2 separate regions of the Homo sapiens genome follow, and region 2 is linked to region 1. A link is a loop called in an ENCODE intact Hi-C map of the cell type or tissue named here. Cell type or tissue: IMR-90. All regions are shown on one strand. Links, peaks and the distances in the headings refer to the core of each region. The heading gives the core; the rest is flanking DNA.

Region 1 (10,528 bases), core at 1,651-9,650:
ACCTTTAATTGTAATACTTCCCACATGTCAAAGGTGACCAGGAGGAGACAATTGAATCCTGGGGACAGTTTTCCCCATGCTGTTCTCATGATAGAGGGTGAGTTCTTACAAGATCTGATGGTTTTATAAGGGGCTTCCCCCTTCACTCGGCACTCATTCTCTCTCCTGCTGCCCTGTGAAGAGGTGCCTTCTACCATGATTGTAAGTTTCCTGAGGCTTCCCTCACCATGTGAAACTGTGAGTCAATTAAACCTCTTTTCTTTATAAATTCCCTAATCTTGGGTATGTACTTATAGCTGCCTGAGAACAGACTAATACAGATGTAATGCAGTTGTAAGAATAATTTAACAGAGGGAATACTAAATAAGACCTATTAATAAAAAGATTGCCACAAATTGATGTATGGACCCTGACATATTTTACTGTCTGTTTGAACAGGTTATTTATCAAACTATTTGTACCTTGTAAACAATGTAGCCATATAATCTCAATCTAAATTTCCATAGTTACCAGGTCCCAGTACTAAGTAAGCAGCTTCAGGGAAGATGTTCCTTTCTGAGCTTCCGTATCTAGGAAAGGGAAACAAGCCATACTGATGGGTTGCCATGGTGGCAATTCTAGTCCCCACATCTCATTAATACATTTCTTAGACAAATAAATCAGATGGGAATACATAAATCATGGGAGTTGTAGATTGAGATTTCACAAGTTGCCTAGCTGTACAAAATTAATGGTGAACCGGAATTTTGACAGTATTTAATGTAGAGTAAGAGAATAAGGCTTGCTACCCTAGATACGAACCTACAACCTACCCTCCTCCTGCTGGTGAACAATGAATTCTATTTGTGTTACTTTTTAATTTGCTAGACATCAAAGCCTTATTTAATGGAGTCTCTATGCCATTTTTGCCAAAATTAAGAGCAAAATTGTTAAATTGTTACAGCACCTTTTTTACTATCAACTTAGTACATTAATTTGCATGATTAAAATACATTGAAAATTACATGACTATTTTTTAAAATCTGTGATTATTAAATGCTATTATTTGTTTTTAAACATTTAACATTTCTACAAGGGTAAAAAAAGGTTTCAAGAGAAATGATGTGGTTTATATATTCAGAGTTTAGATTCAGTATTCGCTATTTCAAATTGGTACGTTTGTCTAGAATGAGTTAAAACATATAAAGAAATGCAGCCTTGGCTGACAAAGTAGGCAGGGAATCAAGCAGCTTTACCAGTAAATAGAATTCCAAACTAGCATATCAAATGTGGCTGAAATTGTTATTAAATAGCTCAGTAATATGATTAATTGATAATTGTTGGAGGGTTACAGGGGAGGGATTGGAGAAGAGAATGACTTCTAAAGGTAGTTTTAGTTTGATTTTTATTATTACTACTAATATTATTATTACTATTGTTTTTATTACAACAAAAATAATTTTAAGTATTTTACCCTTTTTGTTTCTCCAAACAGAAAAATTAGTCAAAGAGACTGATATTTGAAGAATGTACAGCCAAATTTGTTGTTTAAAACTTAACCAACCAACAAGTATTTATTAAGTGTCCAGTATTCTTGTTTGGTAAAATCTCCCAACTTTCTAGGTGAACCAAACGAAAAAAGGTAAAGAAATCAACAATTGTTCTGAGAGTTTTTTAAAAAATACTATAAAAGCATCAAATAAGGAAGATAATATTTCTTCCACTGTTAAATTATGTGGTGCAAATTATAAAATGCTGTAGAGAAATCTTTGAGAACTAGAGATACCTGTTAACTTCAAGAGGGAAAAATGGGAAGATTGGTTTAATTAGAGTGAAGAATTATAATAGAGGGCAGAGAGAAATAAACCTTCATAAATTTTTATAAACACAGTTTGTAATTTACCTAAGAGAATAATGTAAACATTAAAGAGAAATTTGACTCAAGTTTTCTTTTCTTTTCCTTTTCAGTAAAGAAAATGGACTTTACGTTGGTAAAGGTGAAACAACATACAAAGAGGACTGAAACTTGAGACAGGTGAGGAGGTAGTAAGAAAACACCCATCTGTTTCAAATAAGTTCATGTTTCCAGGGACAAATTACGTCCCACAGCTGTTTACAAGTAACCTAAGATCTATTGCTGGTGAGTTCTGAGAAACTGTAAAAAAGGAAAAAGATGATAGATCACTTGCTTAAAACATGGTGAAAAGGTAGACATTGAAAACTGTAGAACAGAAAAGTAAAACTCCAGAGTCCATAGTTAAATGTATTAGAATTTGGTGGTCACTCGGAACCAGACTGACTAAAATAAGACAAGTCACACCACACTTCTTTATTTGATCTTTGAGAGAAGATGGAATGTTATGGCCATGATATAAATTAATTTCAGCAAAGCATTTAATCCAGTCTTTCATATCTTTGTGGATGTGCCTAAAATAGGGGCCTGATTTAATTATGATTAGGTAAATTCAAAATTAGTTGGATAACTGTACCCTGATTTTTGTTCATATTTTTCATAAATTACATAGGTGAAGAAATCATTGTGGTCAAATCAACAGGTGAAACAAAAACTACATAGCATAGCAAATATGACTGAAGACAGAACCAGAAAACAAAATTATTTTAACAATTTGAACTGTGAGCTAAAACCTAAAAGATAAAATTTAACATAAATATATGAAAATGTCTGCATTCAAGTTGAAAAATACAATAGCACAAGTACAAAGTGGGATGGGTTGTAGCTTAGCCATGCGAAAAACATTCAGAGGTTTTAGTGTCTGCCAAGATCAATGTGAGGATAGCCTGAAGTTATACCTCTAACACTTCCATTTGAAAATACTGCCCTACCTTCCTCCTCCCTTTCATCCCCTTGCCAATATTCCCCTGGAATAGGCAGAATAATGATCCCCACCCCCACTCGTCCTAATCCCTGGAACCTGTGAATATGTTCATTTATGTGGAGAAATGGATTTAAGATTGGAGATGGAATTAAGGTTGCTAATTAGCTGATCTTAAAATCAAGGAGATTTTCCTTGATTATCTCAGTGGATGCAATATAATCACAAAGGTTTTTAAAAGTAAAAGAGAGAGGCAGAAGAGGAGACTAGAATTATGTGATGGGAGAACTCAATCCACCACTGCTGGCAGTGAAGATGGAGGAAGGGATGTGGATGGCCTCTAGAAGTTGGAAAAGGCCGGGAAACGGATTATCCCTTAGAACCTCCAGGAAGGAACAGAGAGCCCTGGGAACACCTTGACTTTATCGCAGAGAGATCTGTGTGTTGAACTTCTGTTTGTTTGTTTGTTTGTTTGTTTTTGAGATAGGTTCTCACTCTGTCGCCTAATCTGGAGTGCAGTGAGGAAATCATAGCTCACTGCAGCCCCAATTTTCTGGGCTCAAGCGATTCTCCTGCCTCAGCATCCTAAGTAGCTGGGATTGTAGGTGCATGCCACCCATCCAACTAATTTTTTAATTTTCTGTAGTGATGGGGGTCTTACTGTGTTGCCCAGGCTGGTCTTGAATGCCTGGGCTCAAGCCATTCTCCTGCATCAGCCTCCCAAAGTGCTGGGATTACAGGCGTGAGCCACTGTGCCCCACCTGTATTGGACTTCTAACCTACAGAACTGTAATAATAAGTTTGTGTTGTTTTAAATCACTAAAGGCTGTGGCAATTTGTCAGGGAAGCAAGAGAAAAGCTAGTACACTTTTTATATTGTATTTTCCTTCTCTGCATTGCAATGCTGTGCTTATTTAGCATCCACATGTCCTTTCTTCTCTCTTGTCTCTCTAAGGAAGCAACATGATGCCATAGAAGGGACAATAACTATTACTTAGATGTTGTGGATTTAGAAACTTAGTAACTGATGTGACTCCATGATCATATATTACTCATGGTTAGTTTCCATAATCACTGTTTCCTAATTTGTAAAACAGAAATCTAAAATAGCTTCCTTCTTTGACTCTGTGCTGCTTCAAAGAACTTATGAGATGAGGTATAGGAAATAATAAAATCCAACTGTTGAGCATGTAATATGTGCTGCATACTCTTCTATATGCTTTATGTGTAGCCTTTTATTTGATCTCTGCAATGATATGTGAGCTGTGAACTATTATTTTTTCTTCACCGAGGTAGAGAAGTACTCTGAAAACTATAAAGTACCAGAAATTATAAATAAATGGATGTCCTGTAGGGAATCAATGTACAATGAAGAAAAAAAGTTTTTTCAACTAATAATTTTCTGGAAACTTTTTGTTTTCTTAAACTTTACTGATACTAGCTTTCGATATTTGTACCTTGAACATTTCCATCACAGTTATTCTCTTTCTTCATTAATCTGTCCATTCATTCTGTAAATATTTGTGAATTACCTATTACATGTCAGGTACTATCCTAAGCCTTTGGGATAGAACAGTGGATGAAACAGACATGGCTCTAGCTGTTTAGGATTATTGATTGCAATGAGGGCTATAAAATGGGAAGTGACAAAGAAGTGTGGTCAGTAGCATCATGGGAATAGTGGTCCATAGAAGGACATTGGTGATTCATCTAATACAGACCTGGGGTGTCAAGGAACATTGTTTAGAGGAAGACATATCTAAAGATTTGAAGGCTAAGTAGGAGTTAGGCAAAGTGGAAGCAGAGAAAATTCCAAAAGAATAGTTACCTTCGCCGGGCACAGTGGCTCATGCCTGTAATCCCAGCACTTTGGGAGGCCAAGGCGGGCGGATCACCTGAGGTCGGGAGGTTGAGACCAGCCTGACCAACATGGAGAAACCCCGTCTCTACCAAAAATACAAAATTAGCTGGGTGTGGTGGCGCATGCCTGTAATCCCACTTACTCAAGAGGCTGAGGCTGGAGAATTGCTTGAAACTGGGAGGTGGAGGTTGCGGTGAGCCGAGATTGAGCCGTTACACACCAGCCTGGGCAACAAGAGCAAAACTCCATCTCAAAAAAAAAAAAAAAGAAATAGTTACCTTCAGTATTTCTGCCTCTTCGTCATTTACATTGACTTTCTTTTTCTCTCTCTCTCTCTTTAAACTCAAGTAGATCCTTCTTTAAGTTTTATTCCCAAAATATAATTTGATATTAACTTCTTGTAAAATTTTCAAACATTTCATATTTAATAAGCTCTTTATAACCCATGTTTGTCTGATCTCACATTCTTTTAATCCAATAATCAAGCAATGTTTGATTAAAGGGTACTTTATTTCCCTATTCAAGTAGAACATGGCCTTCTGTTATTAGCTAATTATAATATAAATAAAATTCAAAATAAACAAGCAAATGTTTCCTGTATAATTTCATTCTTGTGGTTGCTTTCCTTTGCCACTAGATGGTACTTGTATGCCTGAGAGACCAAAATGCTGATTCCGTTTACCTTCCTGGAAACTGTAAAACTAACCAATCAGAGGATCAGGTCATTGAGAAGAAGAAACTTGCCCAACCTAAGATGTAAGTGATCCCGGTTTTTAAATTTATCCTTAAAAATTAACCCAACATTATCTTTTCTCTTTAGATAAATATGACAGTAAAACATTTTAAATTAAATTAGCTTTAATTTTTGCCCATTTTTTACCAACCCCCATACCCCTTTTTTTTTTTTACATTTCTTTACTTTTACTTTCTAATGATACTGCTTTTCTAACATCCTAACCTGGAAAATTGGATTACTTGTTCCTTATTGGAGGCCCTCCACCCTCCAAGCTCCTTGTCTAAGCTAATGCTTTTCTTTCTACTTTGAAAAGCCACTACCTCCCTTCTGACCCCTCCCTCATAGTTTTTATTTTCAGAAATCCTAGTCATTCTTCAAGGCACATTTCAACTAGTACCACTATCATGAAGTTTTTCCTGTTACTATTACTTGAAAATGCCTTCTTCTGATTCCTTTTCCATTCTTCTAACAATTTTAGTAATTTGTTTGATAATACGTGTAATGTATTATTCTAAAGAGCTATATGCATCTCCATAGCAATTAGGCTTCCTGCATTGTGATTATTTATGAAATTTACTTAATCTCTGTACTATACAATGTTTGCCTCTTGAGTGCAGAGACTGTCTTAGTAGTCTATATATCCTGAAATATTTTACATATTATTATTTATTGAATTGGGTTTAATGTTAATATCCATAAGACTATTGCAAAAAACTCTAAGAATAACAAAATAATACGGTGATTCTTAATGGTAGTCTCATGTGTGAGTTGGATGAAATTCATTAGCAAAACCTGTGGAATCAAATCATCTTTTCCCCATTTTCCCTTTTTTCCCATGGCATGAGACTCCTGCCTTCTCCAAATATATAGAAATAATGAATAGAGTATGAGTATTTTAAAATATAAAGCTGAGTTTAAAACAGAGACAGCAAAGGCTTCAGATACCAGAATTGAAGAAGAAATTCAAAGTCACAATAATAAGGTCCAGGAGCTGAGGTTTAACCCCATTTGGGACTAAAAGATGTGGTCCTAAAGCCACTTATGAGGATCTGGAACTAACATTCCTACATAAACTAGAACCCTAAAGAGGTTTTCACTTTTTGAAGCCTTAGAAGTCTAGGATGAGTAGGGGTGAGAGTAATGGTTCCTGTGAATATTGAAAGCCTCTGCCAATGGAAATCTAATTTTACCTTATCATTTGAAAAGAGAATCCTAAGAAAGAGCCAGGCCCTATAGAAGCAAATATAAAATCCTTGATGAGGACATATACACAACTCAGGAAACAAAAGAATCCCACAGAATAAATGGCTTTCAGTAAAGGTGAGCTCTCAATAAAATTTGCACACTACACAAAGAAACAATCTACCAAAAGGCATATGAGAAGACACAACAAATAGAAAAATCTGTGCCCCAACCACTTGAGTTAATAAAGCAATCTGACCACTAGGTGCAGTGACACACACCTGTAATCCCAACACTTTGGAGGTCCAAGGCAGGAGGATTGCTTGAGGCCTAGATTTGAGACCAGCCTGGGCAACATAGTGAGACCCTGTCTCTATCAAAAACAAAACAAAACAAAACAAAAAAAAACCTGGAAGTGACTATCAAAGAAAAATCCATAAAATGATTAAAAACATAAAGGAAAATAAAAATCAAATGAAGGAAAAGTATAAGAAAAAATAAAAATATTTGAAAAAAGGAATTTATTGATCTATTAATAATTTTGATACTTATTGAACATCTGCAGAGTTCTAGCACTGTTCTGGGTTCCAAAGATAAAATAGTGAATAAGATACGTGAATTTCCTACTGTCATAGAGCTTATTTCTATTAAAAATAAAAAGCTCTACATATGGGTTAAATAGATGGACTAGATACAGTGAAAGAGATAATTATTAAATTGGAAAATAAATCTGAAGAAATTATACAGAGGATTAAAAAATGGAGAGTATAAAAGTGAAGTTATATCCTTAAGAGTATAATAACAAGATCTAACACATATTTAATAGAAGATCTAAAAAGAAAGAAAAGAAATAAAATGGAGGGGAGGCCTGATTCAAAGAGAAGATAGCAGAGAATGTGTGAGATACAAAGATAGATATGAACCAGAATGCAGTAAGTCCTTAACAGGATACATGTTTTAAAAGAAATCAATATCAGAACACTTCTAGTTAAAATTAAAGAGCACCAAAACAAGAAAAACAATTCCTAAGAACAAAGCAAGAAAGAAAACATACCTATAGGCTGGGCATAGTACCTCACGCCTATAATCCAACAATTTGGAAGGCCGAGGCAGGAGTATTACTTGAGCCCAAGTGTTCAAGACCAGCCTGGGCAACATGGAGTCTCCAAAATTAATAATTTAAAAAATTAGCTGGGCTTGGTGGCCCATGTCTGTCATCCCAGTTACTTGGGAGGCTGAACAGGAGGATCACTTGAGTCGGGGAAGTCAAGGCTACAGTGAGCCATGATCTTGCCACCACACTCCAGCCTGAGTGACAGAGTAAGACCCTGTCTCAAACAACAACAACAATAACCTACCTATGAGGAAACAAAAATAAAATTGACAATAAAAGTGCCACTAGTAAAAAGAAAGATTAAAATAAAATTTTTAAAGGGCTATGGGAAATTCTATTCTCAACTAAGCTGTCAAAATGAAAATGAGAAAAGTTGTCGGATAAAGACCACTAGAGTTTACCATTCACAGACGTAGGCTGAAACGACTACTGACAGATGTACTTCAAAAAGAAGGAAATTGAATCCAAAAGGAAGAAGCAAGATGTAAGAAGAAATATTGAACAAGGAAACTGAATAAAATTTGGAGAAACTAAGTATTGACATATAAATAATGTATTATAACCAAGAAAATTAAGATGCTATAACATGAAAGAAGAGGAAGTCAGGTTGAAAATACTCTGTTTCTAAATTCCATTTTTTGAGAGGAGGCTACAGTTATTATTAATTTTGGAAATTGTAAATTGGAGTATGCATGTTAAAAATTTCAAGACATCTGTCATGTGTATTTGCTACATTATTTAAGAATATTCAATTCAGGGACTAGAAAATGAAAGAAAGGAAGAATTAATTAAGAGATACATATATATGTTAGATATATAAGGTAAGTAGAGTATGTGTGTACTGAGTGCATAAATAAGAAGATATGGAAGGACTGGGTAAGCACCAAATATTCATGAAACACCCAAGGCACCAAATATTAATGAGGACTCATTTTGGCTCCATGTATCCTCTGCTCAAGACAGATAAAATCCATGGGTGCTCAACAGGTAACAGTGGTGAGTTACAACTATAGCCAGGCGGACCAGTCCCTGAGTCTTTCTTGCAGAGAAAATATAAATTGGCTCTAGGCACCCTCCATCTGCCAAGTCTTCTTTGTTTATCTGCAATTCTGGTCCTTATAACCACAATGTTAGCAGGAAGAATTAATATAGAAAAATAGAAGAGAGGACATATAAACATTTTATAGAATAGGCTTCAGTTAACTCAATCGTATACTAATTGCACCCTTTCCTAAGTACATTATTAACCTACTCTGCCCCTTTCCCCTTGCTTCTTGCTGTATCCTTTAAATTGATTCAATAAACTGTGATCTCAGCATCTTACTTGGGTCCATGAGCCTGTCTGGGCCAGCCCTTTGGTAAAGGACTTGGAGACACCATTGCATCAAGGTAATCTCCCACTAACATACCACTAAAAGGTAGAGATATGTAACTTGTAAATTAGTAAAAGATAAAAGGAGAAGAAAAAAATCACTCAAGTGGAAGGCAAGAAAGGCCTAAAAAATTAAGAAATGGCATCTTAAAATCAAACTTGATTACCTTTTGTTTTATTTCAAAGATAGACAACTCATTTTTAATTCACCTACCTCATCACATAATTTCTTATTGGTTGTAAAATACGTGGTTAAGAAGGATTCTAAAGCGAAGTCCCATTTTAATAAAAAAGAGTGCCTTCATCTGTTGGCAATATCTACCCAAAGGCACTGGAAATGAGCTGAAATCATATGAGGAGTACATACGTGTCTTTATTAATCCAGGTTTTCTAAGCTTAAAAAATCACCACCAATTCCCAAAGCTCTCAAAAAGTCAATTATATTTTATTTTAGTTTTTGTAAATTTGATGCTTTTATGCCTAATCTTTTCATATGTTTGAGAGAAGTTACTTCATATACTACTAATTCAAATACGAATATTTATAGTATCTGTAACAGTGTGAAAATCATAAGATAGTATTTTTAGTTACTACATAGGAAAGAAAGTCCATCAATATGCCTATAACTGGCAAGAAATTTCAGCCATTATTCAACTGAATTCCACACATGGTCATTGAGCTCTTACTGTGACATGCACAAGGAACTCTACTAAAGGATGCAAAATTTAAAAACATAGTCCCTGCCATCAAGAAATTTAATAGTGAAGGAGATATCCATTACATAGTCAACTGTAAAACAGTATAATGTCAGTAGATTCTACATCTAGCTGGGTATTAGGATCATCCAAGAAGCTTTTGTTTGTGTATTTATTATTTTTGACTGTCAGAACCTGTCCAAGATCTGAAAAAAGAATCTCTAAGATATGAAATCTGGAAATGTATAGATTTAAAAGGGCTTCCATATGATTCTGATACTTAGCCAGATTTGTGAACAACCATGATAAATGTTATGCTATTAATACTTAGAAGAATGTGGCTTATGTTACTTTATTGCAGTTGTTTTATGACCCTAGTTCTCAAGGAAAGGGAACGTAATATGAGTACATTTCCTTAGGAGGATAAACTTACAAGGATAAACTTGCAAGATAGAATATTAACATGGGTTCAGCCCTGGAGTGCCAGAGAACACTATGAAATCATTTGATGACAAGAGGGAATAGAGGTACAAACTCACCCAGCATGTTGGGGGAAGGGACAGGATACGAAATATAAACATGACCCATGTCCAAATTGTGCCATGAGGCCGGTCCTGTTTTTTAACTTTCTCTATGTCTGCACTTAAGCCTGAGGACTGACTTGGAAGAGCGCTTGTTAAATTGGAAACTTTAATTAAAAAAAAATCATATTTGTACACTTCTGGTTCCTAGATTGTCAATTATTTTCAAGTAAC
Region 2 (10,528 bases), core at 984-8,983, 1.3 Mb after region 1:
TCCACCAGCCAAAGCAGCTTCTATAACTTTCTATTTTTCCCTTAAGTTTTCCTTGGCTGAAAGTCAGACCGCAATGCACCATATTGTCAAATGAGAGGACAAAGCATTCACAATTAAGTCTCACTTTAAAGCCTCTCTTCTTTTCAGTAAAAATCGCTTTGTTTGGTGATTGACTTTATGATGATAAACATACCTGAAAAAGTCTGATGGAGAGTAAGAAATACAGCTTTTCTAAACAGAAATAAGGCTTTCAGGGAATGTTCTACAGGACTATGAGTTCCTTAAAACACTGCAATTCATTTCTCCCTATAGGCTGGCTAAATTTACTGTCCTCTCAGTGTGAGAACTAGTCTTCTCAGACTCCTTGAAAAATGTTCCAATCTTTACTGTTTTTTAGAAAGTACTTGGATACGACTAGAAAATACCCATCCTTTTTAAGAATTTTTAAAATTCTTAAATTGAAAACACCTCCATTAATTTTAGTAATGCAGAACACAAGATAGAACTGAGGGTTGTGTTTCTATTCTTACTGTAGTGTCTAGCAAAGTTATATAAAATTATGCATAATATATAGTGATTATCTGAAAAAAATAATTTGAAATAAGCCCAACATTTCTCTGCCTTTTCTTGATTAAGAAAATTTGGAGGTCAACTAAAAAGCACACACTTATTAAGACTTTAACTGAAATATTGCTCTGTGGATCAGGAAAAAAGAAATTCCAAGAAACTCAAAAATTCAGAGCATGAAAATATACTGATCTTAGTGAAGACTGTATTAGAATCAGAAACAGATGACAAGGGAAGGGAGGAGAAAGTGGGAACCAACAATTCAGCATGAGAATAGAACTGTGTCTATAGTCATTCTGTGAATTATTAAGTTTTCACCTTTGGAAAGATGTCTTCGCAAGGCTAGTAGTTTTAAGTACAAATGGGGATAATGCCAAATGATGGTTTTGCATAAAAAGACTGGTATAGCTTAGAACATGCAGTTCTGAATAATATTGGAGTAGGAAAGCAAGTCAACAAGCTATTGTGTGTGTATGTAATGGACTTAATTAGAAAACATGGATTTGGAAGAAGTTTACTTCTTCCAGATCATTCTTGGGGCTATTAATACGAAAACTGAAAGTCATTAGTGACCAGCGTTGCCTCAAATCTTACCAGGTCAACCCCAGCTGTTCTGTTATTTCATGAGAAAAACATCAACTGTTTAATCATTTTATTTGTATTAATAATTTTATTACTTTAATCATGATGAAGAATTCTCTAAATGATCCTTTTGCCAAAGATCATGTTCACCTTCAAGCCTAAACTGCCTACGAATTAGATGTGCTGTTTTCCCAGAAACAATGTTTTCATTACTATTAATAAGTAGTTACTTTTATTAATCCCAGACAAATGACAGTTTAAAAGACATCATCAGAGGATATTTAAGATTTTGTTTTGCCTTGTTTTATTTATTCACTCCAATGCTAATGATCTGGAGGAAAACATTGTTTCATTGTTTTATTCCTTCAACGGTATTATATTATTTAAGCAACAACCGCAGCAAAATCCTCAGGTTTTGGAAGAGGCCCATTAGCTAGCGGCACTAAAGTGGGAAGAAGTAATTAAAATTAATAACTCAATGCAGAGGATTCCTGCTTCTGAAAACGATTAGCATCTCTTTCCTGTTCGTACTTTTTCTTCTTTGTGTGTGTGGATAGAAACACGATCATGCTTGTTGCCCAGACTGGGGTACAATGACACGATCATAGCTTACTACAGCCTCAACCTCCCAGGCTCAAGCGATCCTCTCACCTCAACCTCTAAAGTAGCTGATACCACAGATAAATGCCACCATGCCCGGCTATTTATTTTTATATTTTATAGAGATGGGGTTTTACCACGTTGCCCAGGGTGGTCTCAAACTCCTGGGCTCAAGCAATCCTGCCTTGGCCTCCCAAAGTGTTGGGATTACAGGCATGAGCCACCCCGCTCAGCCTGTCCTTTTCTTTACAGTGAATTTAAGTTTTAAAAGTTGTGCTAAATTTATTTGAACATTACATCCTGCAGGACATGTTAGGATGCACCGTATAAGCCATGAACGTTCTAATACTGCAGGGATTCAGTGAACTTTCCATTTCCATACAAACAACCTCCTATCTTCTGTGCCTTCCTTGAGGTTCCCCTAAGGTGCCCTCTTCTAACAGGAGGGGTAAAGCCACAGTCAGCCTGCTAACAGCTACACAGCAATCAGGAAAGTGAGAAAATTAAACTACCAGTGACACATGTTCCGTCTCACCCGTTTTTGGAGAATTGATGGAGTGTGGTAGTTCACCTTGTACCTCTTCACCTTTACAGCACAACTTGAATGGGTCTGGCCCATTGCTGGACAGTTGGAGGCTCAACTTCATACATTATGCTATTACTCTCTGTGGAACAGGAAATTTCTTGTTGCTTTTAAAACTATCTGTTTGCTTCCCTCCATATAGATGGGAGAATATGGCTTAATCTGCCACTGGGAAAGCATTACATCATGGTAGGGCTCAGGGAATTTGAGAGCCAATTAAAGGGTGTTTTTTTCTCTTTAAGATTAAAATTTTAATATTGAACATTACTATTTTTCTAAGAAAAACAACTATAACTTCTAGAATATTCAACACTTTTAATTATAATTAATGTCCTATTTATCTCATGCATTGTTAAATCTGCAATTTACATATTTAATAAAAGCAACATTATTAGGTATCCATTAAAATCTATAAAATGCAAGTTTCCATTATTGAGTAAATTAATTTCTCAGTGAGTGGCTGTTTCTCTTCTCCCAACCACTGATGAAGCAACATTATTCATCAGTTTAATTTTACTAGTTGATAATACATTGCTGCAAACATTAATTTTCTAATGCATCCCTGTACTTACTTTGTGTGTATGTTTGAGCTGGTTAAGAGGCCCTGACGATTGTTTTAACCATTGACAGACTGCAAGATGAGCTAAACTTCAGCTTTCAACGAAGATAGACTGAGTCTGCTTGTATTGAGATATCTGACTTTCCTTAATTACAAGACTTTTCCAACTGCTTCCTAAAACGTTGGCATAGCATTAGTGAAATCTCTTTTTTTTTTTTTTTTTTTTTTTGAGACGGAGTCTCGTTCTGTCGCCCAGGCGGGAGTGCAGTGGCGCGATCTCCGCTCACTGCAAGCTCCGCCTTCCGGGTTCACGCCATTCTCCTGCCTCAGCCTCCCGAGTAGCTGGGACTACAGGCGCCCGCCACTGCGCCCGGCTAATTTTTTGTATTTTTAGTAGAGACGGGGTTTCACCGTGGTCTCGATCTCCTGACCTCGTGATCCACCCGCCTCGGCCTCCCAAAGTGCTGGGATTACAGGCGTGAGCCACCGCGCCCGGCCGTGAAATCTCTTTTTAATTGTTTCAAGTAAAGACATTTGTCATTGTCTCTGTACCATATTGTGCTTCTTCTACAGACTCTTAAAATTCATGTATGTCAATCTTATTGCTCAGAATCACAAAAGTAAAGATTCAAGCTCCTTGATATCTGTCTAATATATAAATTCTTTCTTTCACTTATCCATGTTCTGGAGACTTTGAGAGTCATCTAGTCCAAAAATAAGAAGGCAAAATTCAGAATCTCTGGAAAATGGTGCCCCCAGGTTTCTAAATGACTACTGACTGTGTCCAAAATCTGCTACAGTTAAAACAAGCCATTCATCTCTGAATCTTTATTTTAAAATCCCATACCTATTGTATAAAATGCTTGGTTATCAAATTTGTTAGTTATATGTTTATTTGCAAGAGAGTTCTTCCCAACTTCACCGTGTCCAAGTAGAATTGCTTTTAAAAGTGTTATCTTTCTCAGCTCTGCTGATCACAAGCTATTTGACGTCAGATCTCTTGACTTCAGTTTAGGCATCATCATTACCCCCTGACCTCCTGCAGCTCTGAGGAAGACACAGGACATTCTCTAGCTTGGTCCATCTTGATGAGACTACTGAATGTAAAAGGGTTGGGATTGGGACAGAGAGGGCAAGTCCATTTCAAAGTTTTGATTGAGGAAAAATCTTTTGGTTGGATCGTAATTTTACCTTTCAAAAACAGACAATAGTAAAAAGATAGGACTATGGAAGAGAACATACACACACATGCACACAGACACACACACACACACACACACACACACACACACACACACACACACACACAGAGCTATGGAGGCAGAATTGCCTAGCAGGAATAATGGTAGTTTTGAAATTAAATTATATAAAGACCTGGGTTTAAATGCTAAGCTCAAAATTATATCAAGTGATTTTAGGTAAGATAGCTAACATTTCTTAGCTTCAGTTTCCCCTTGGAAAACCATAGATATTAACTATCTATGGAACTGATTCCTGGTTCATAGCAGCCATGCATCAAATGGTACCTACTAGAGTTCTAGGAAAGAAAACAAAGAGTTGAGAAAGTGATTATACCTTGAATTTTAGTCAAAGCAGAGTGAAAAGGTTAGCTAGAGTTTTCCTCTGTGTAATATACTGAGAACAGGATTCATGTGTTAGTAATTTATTCTACACTAATAGGTACTGATTATTCAGGGAAAAAAACATGAAATATAATACATATGTGTGTATATACTGCATATATATATATATATAAAAAATACTTATTATGTAATATGCGTGCACATGGCGAGCACGATACTCCCCTGCCATCTTGTGGTAGCACAGCTATATTATATTTTCAAGTGTAATGAATTTTATTCTAATGCCATGGGTTCATGGCAAATAAATAAAACAAATTAATTTAAAAACACACACACACACGGAGAGAAAGAGAGAGAAGAGTTTTTTTTATCAGCATACACATTTTTCAACAACTTTGATGATTTTGTTTTGCAAATAAATGGATGCAATTTTATTTTTGCAGGAAGAAACTCATTAATTGATTATTTCCACCTTTTATTGAGTGCTTTCCATGTATGGGCCTGTGTCAGGTCCTGGAGGCACATGGCTTAATAAGAATATATTGTTTGTCCTCAAGGTAGAACTGATGATGAATGCTATTACAATGTTGGAGCCATGACTGAGAGATGCTCTAGAAATCCTTTGGCTGAACCACCTAGCTCAGAGTGGTGCATTGAGAGATACTTACAAAAAAAGAAAACACTATGGTTGCGTATTAAAAGGGTGGTAGAAATTAGTCAAATAGAGTAAAACTTTGGGGAGTAGAGTGGTAGAAGAAGTGGAATCAAGGCAGAGGGAATATGATGATTGAGATAAGGAGTAAAAATTTCATTTCAATTCCTAATGTACTCACCACTGATTTGCCAGGTATCCTGCTAGGTGCTGGGATGCCAGAGTAGACAAGGCAGATATTGTCCCTGGCTCTCTTCAGGATCTTTTTTTCCTCTTCCCCTTCTCAAAATCTATGAACTAAAAGGGAAGGGTTTCTATTCTTGGGCACACCTGTTTTATTCTTTGTTTCTTGACTATCATCAGGTTTTTTACAGCAAGTATGCTCTGTTAATGAATATTTTTGACTATGTTGTAACATGAAAGTTGCATTTCACAAGGGAAGTGATACAAATGTGAGGAACTTAATGAAAAGAAGTAGTAGATCATGCTAAAACAAAGGGATTTGCCCTGATATTGAAGGTTGGAAAAGTCAAACGTGACCGCCATGACAAAGTGGCATTTAATATAAAGAATGAAGTAAGAATGAGACTTAACCAGGTAGGGGGAAAGATTAATGGCTGAGAGAAAGAACTTTTGCTGCACTGGGAACAGTGTGAAGCCCAGCACCAGGCACCATCTTTTCCTCTGAAAAACAGAAGGGAGTTTTATGTAGATAGACAGTAAAGTAGAGTAGTTATTAAATGAGGCCAGGGCCACTATCCAAGATATTAACAATCTAATCCTGGAAACTGTGAATACACTACATGACAAAAGATAATTGAGGATGCAGATGGAATAAGATTGCTAATCCTCTGACTACAATGGGGAAATGACCCTGGACTGTCGAGGTGGGTTCAGTGAAACCACTTGAGGTCTTAGAAGTAGGAAAGGGAGGGAGAAGAACGAGTCAGAGGAATGAATTAGAAGAGGGAGGAGAGATTCCACAAATGACAGAGAACTGGCCCATGACTGTTGACTTTAAAGACAAATGCTGCGGTCAAGGGCCAAAGAATCCAGGTGGTCTCTGAAAGCTAGAAAAGACAAGAAAGTGAATTATCCTATGGAGCTTATAGAAAAGAATGCTGCCCTGTAGACACCTTGATGTTTACCACAGTGAGACTCCTGTTGGGCTTCTGGCTTCAAGAACTATAAGATAATACATTTTTGCTGTTTTAGACCAGTAAATTTGTGGTCATTTGTTATGACAGCAACAGAAAATTACTACATTAGATGTATTGTCAGTGGTAGATTAGGGAAGCCCTCTAAGCTACGTTAAGGATTTTATTCCTTATGATCAAGCGGTCACTATTCCATAGCTCAGGAAGGAAAATGGCATGTTTGCGTATGCAAAGATCACACCAACTGGTTTCACTGAGACTCAATGGGTGGGAGCAATAGTGGACCCAGGGGAACCTGGGAAAGGGGCTGTTGCAGTTGTTTGCTAATATGTGGTAGTGATGGCAGACTGGGGAAAAAAACAGACTTATTCATTTCAGAGATACTTAGGTGGGAAAACTGATGATGTTTCCTACTTGATGGATGGAAATGGTAAGACAAAGTTGGGACTTAATACCAAAAATGTGAGTTTTATTGTGCAAATTAAAAAATGAATTTTAAGAAAAGAAAATCAGAGATTGGCTCGTTAGATATATTGTTCCATTACATAATGATGTCAGTGAGCCTTGGAATAGCAGTCAAAAATATTCAGTAACAGAACATACATTGCTTCCAAGACCTGATGATAGTCAAGAGACAAAGAATAGAACAGGTGTGTCAAAGAAAAGAAACCCTTCCCTTATTTTTCAGATTTTAAAAGGGGGGGAAGAGAAAGCACAAGATCCTGAAGACAGCCAAAAAATAAAGAAAAGAGAGGCTATGTCATAAAAGAGGGAGGAGGGGTGACTTCATTGAATAAATCGTTTTTAAATCTCTATTTCTCAGAAATGGGGCTAAATAGTGGGGATTAAATGTTACCAAGAGCAAGACACCTTGCCCTTAGATTCTATTTGGAAGGAAGACAAGCAAGTAACTGGGTAATTTTCAAATGGTCCAGTAGACATATGTTGTCTTGCGCGATGCTCCTACTGATGTTGAATACCTTTCCATATGCTATTGGCTAGTCAGAATCCCTCTGACATATCCTGCTCCCATTTTCTATTATTGTTTATTACCATTATACTAATTTATAAGAGCTTGTTGTATATTCATATACTATTCATTTGTCTATTAAATGTTTTGCAAATATTTTCTTCAATTTTAATTTTTCCATGCTAACATTGTTTACAGTATTTTTTCTTTTTTTTCTTCATGTATCCAAATCTGACTTAAACTTTAAAAACTTTATAATCAGGATAGTTTTACTTTATGTCTTTGATATTTTGGTTTTTTCTTAGGAAGTCCTTACTTGTCTTTATTTATATATATATTTTAGACAGAGTTTTGCTCTTATCGCTCAGGCTGGAGTACGATGGCACAATCTTGGCTCACCACAACCTCCGCCTCCCAGGTTCAAGTGATTCTCCTGCCTCGGCCTCCTGAGTACCTGGGATTACAGGCATGCACCGCCACACTCCGCTAATTTTGTATTTTTAGTAGAGGCAGGGTTTTTTCATGTTGGTCAGGCTGGTCTTGAACTCCCCACCTCAGGTGATCCGCCCTCCTCAGCTTCCCAAAGTGCTGGGATTACATGCGTGAGTCACCGTGCCTGGCCAATATATTCTTATAAATATATTCATCTATAGTTTTTTATTGATATCTGGTACTTGTACATATTTATGGGATACATGTGATATTTTGATAGATGAATACAATGTGTAATGATCAAATTGGGGTCATAATTTTAGCATCTCTATTGATGTTTAATTAACATAAAGTGCACATATTTATTATGTACAATTTGATAAGTTTTAAAATAGATATCTACCTGTAAAACCATCATCACAATCAAGAAGATAAACATATCTATCACCACAAAAGTTTTCTCAGGCTTCTTTGTAATCTCTTCCACCACCCTCCACACTTGTCTACAGAGAAGTGTCAATCTTTTTCTGTCACTAAAAGTTAGTTTGCATTTCTGGAAACTTATATAAATAGAAGCATGCAATATGCACCCTTTTATGTCTTTTACTAAGCACAACTAAACTACTGAGATTTATCTGTCTTGTTGCGTGTATCAATACCTCATTCCTTTTCATTGTTTAGTAGTATTTCATCATATAGCTATAGCACAAACTTTTTTTACCCAGACTTGTTTTGAACAGTTGTGTTGTTTCCACTTTTTGCCATTGCAAATAAAGCTGCTGTAAGCATTTGTGTATGGGCCTGGGTATAAACATGCTTTTAGTTTTCTCTGTTAACTATCTAGAAGTGGAGTGGCTGGACCATATGAAAGGAATATGTTTAACTGTTTAATAAACTGCCAAATTGTTTTCCAAAGCAATTGTAGCATTTTACATTCTGACCAGCATTTTATGAGGGTCCCGGTTTCTCCATGTCCTTTCCATTATTTATTATGATCAGTCTTTTCCATTGTAGCAAGTGTAATGCATGTGTAGTGGTATCCCATTGCAGTTTTAGTTTGCACTTCTCTAATGACTAACAGCGTTAAGTGTCTTTTCCCCCCTAGGTTTATCTGCCATTGTGTATCTCTTTTTTGGTTAAGTATGTATTCAGATCTTTTCCCCATTCTTAATTACGTTATTTGTAGAATCTGTTTCAAGACTGATGGCCATTGTAGTCAGTGATCATGTTTCTGAAAATCAATCAGGGAAGTCACCTATTTTTCAAAGTCAGATGGTGAGCAAAAGCCTTACTCCATGAACACATTTCTGAAAGCTGGCCAATCAACAATAAACTTACCTGAGCAGGGTGTAGTGCCTCACACCTGTAGTCTCAGCTACTTGGGAGGCTGAGGCAGGAGGATCTCTTGAGCCCAGGAACTTGAGGCTGCAGTGAGCTACGATCACATCACTGCACTCCATCTGGGCAACATAGCAAGACCCTGTTTCTGAAAAAACAACAAATAGCTTACCTGAATAAGCACATTTCCACTGCTGAGATCCACCAACTCCTGACTTTGAAAGTCGGCCGGTCCCTGGCTCTACCTCTTCCAAATCCTCATACAAAATAAGCTTCCTGCTTTGCAATCAGGGAAATGGTGCCTAAAAAACATAGTTCTCTCTTATTTAAGTAATAAATTCAGATTTTTTTCTAGGTGTTGAGTGGTATCCTCTCCCCTCAAAACCATGTAGTTTATCAAAAACTTCTTTTTATGTAGGTTTTGTGGTTTAGAAAAAGTCTGTTACTTCTTTTCTGAAAGAAATGAATTTTTTTATCCATGTGTATTGATGAGTTCATCCTTTCTTCCCTTATTTAAATATCTCCTTTATCATAAACTAAATTACTAGATAATCTTAATTTTATCCAAAACACTTAGTCATAATTTTCTTTGCATTTCCATCTTTTTTTCCTACAAACGCCAAGTGCTAGTTACCAAATGGTTCTACTTTTCTGACAGCAGAATCTCTTTACACATCTTGTATAACTCAAAAATCGAGTTATGTGATATAGTTAGAGGTAGTCAGTTTATTTAGTCTTACATCTGAATATTTCAAGTTTATCTATTTGATCATAAAACAGGTTTTTTTAAATACTCTTGGGCTTTCTCATGAAAAGTAGTGACAGAACAAATGCATTGAAAAGAAGAAAGATAATGGTATAGACAGGTGTTTTCTTTCATGTTCAATCAAAAGGTTTTTATTTTCAACTCAGAATCTGTGAAGCTTCATGAGATCAGGGCTGTTGTATTTTTCTTTCTACATGCCTGGCAACTGGAGCAATGCCTTCCACGTGGTGTATATTAACTATTTATGGGATGAATGATGAAATTAATGAATGAGTGAAATAAATAATTTTGTCTTTCTGTGTATATTTATGCTAAGCATATAACAGGGTAAAATTAAGAGGCGTTATTCTTATTTACAAGTAATTACAAAAGGGTGGGTTGGACAACTTAGTTTTTGTGAGTTAAATATAAAAGTAACAATGTATTCTCACTAGGTGAGAAATCATAATTTGCCAGACAAATGGTGTAGACTCTGAATACTTGGAAAGGTATAAGTCACTGGGGACTAAAGAGATTGAGTCTCCCTAAATACAGGCCTACATTTGGACACTGAAATGATGTTGATATATATATTTTAACATGTCATTCTGTCTTTTAATCTCCTTATATGTAATACTTGTTTCCTTCTTCCTCCCATTCACCTTTTTCTTTAAGTAGCAGTTTGGTCACTTAGCGCTTGACTCATTCAAGCCGTTGAATGACAGCACCATGTTAGAGATGCCCAAAGGTCAACCAGAAA

Evidence for each region. Peaks named below come from ENCODE experiments on the same cell type or tissue, not always from the same donor. Only the 100,000 strongest peaks of a DNase experiment are listed, where the experiment ranks them.
Region 2: it touches region 1 in a loop (2.2-fold over the local background); 8 of 110 quality-filtered maps call a loop at or near these places.

What each region holds. Positions count from the first base shown.
Region 1 is chr17:69,329,897-69,340,424 of GRCh38, forward strand. It overlaps LOC105371878 (a long non-coding RNA gene), which reads left to right and starts at 1,948. Exons shown (of 4, transcript XR_934949.2): 1 at 1,948-2,014; 2 at 5,312-5,430. In IMR-90, for the core only: a CTCF peak has its summit at 5,323 (motif pointing right); a DNase peak (open chromatin) is centred at 5,335.
Region 2 is chr17:70,625,416-70,635,943 of GRCh38, forward strand. No RefSeq gene overlaps it. Among named protein-coding and RNA genes, the nearest start is that of KCNJ2, 460 kb to the left of the region's middle. In IMR-90, for the core only: a CTCF peak has its summit at 4,691 (motif pointing left); no DNase peak of the experiment used is centred there; H3K27me3 peaks cover 154 bases.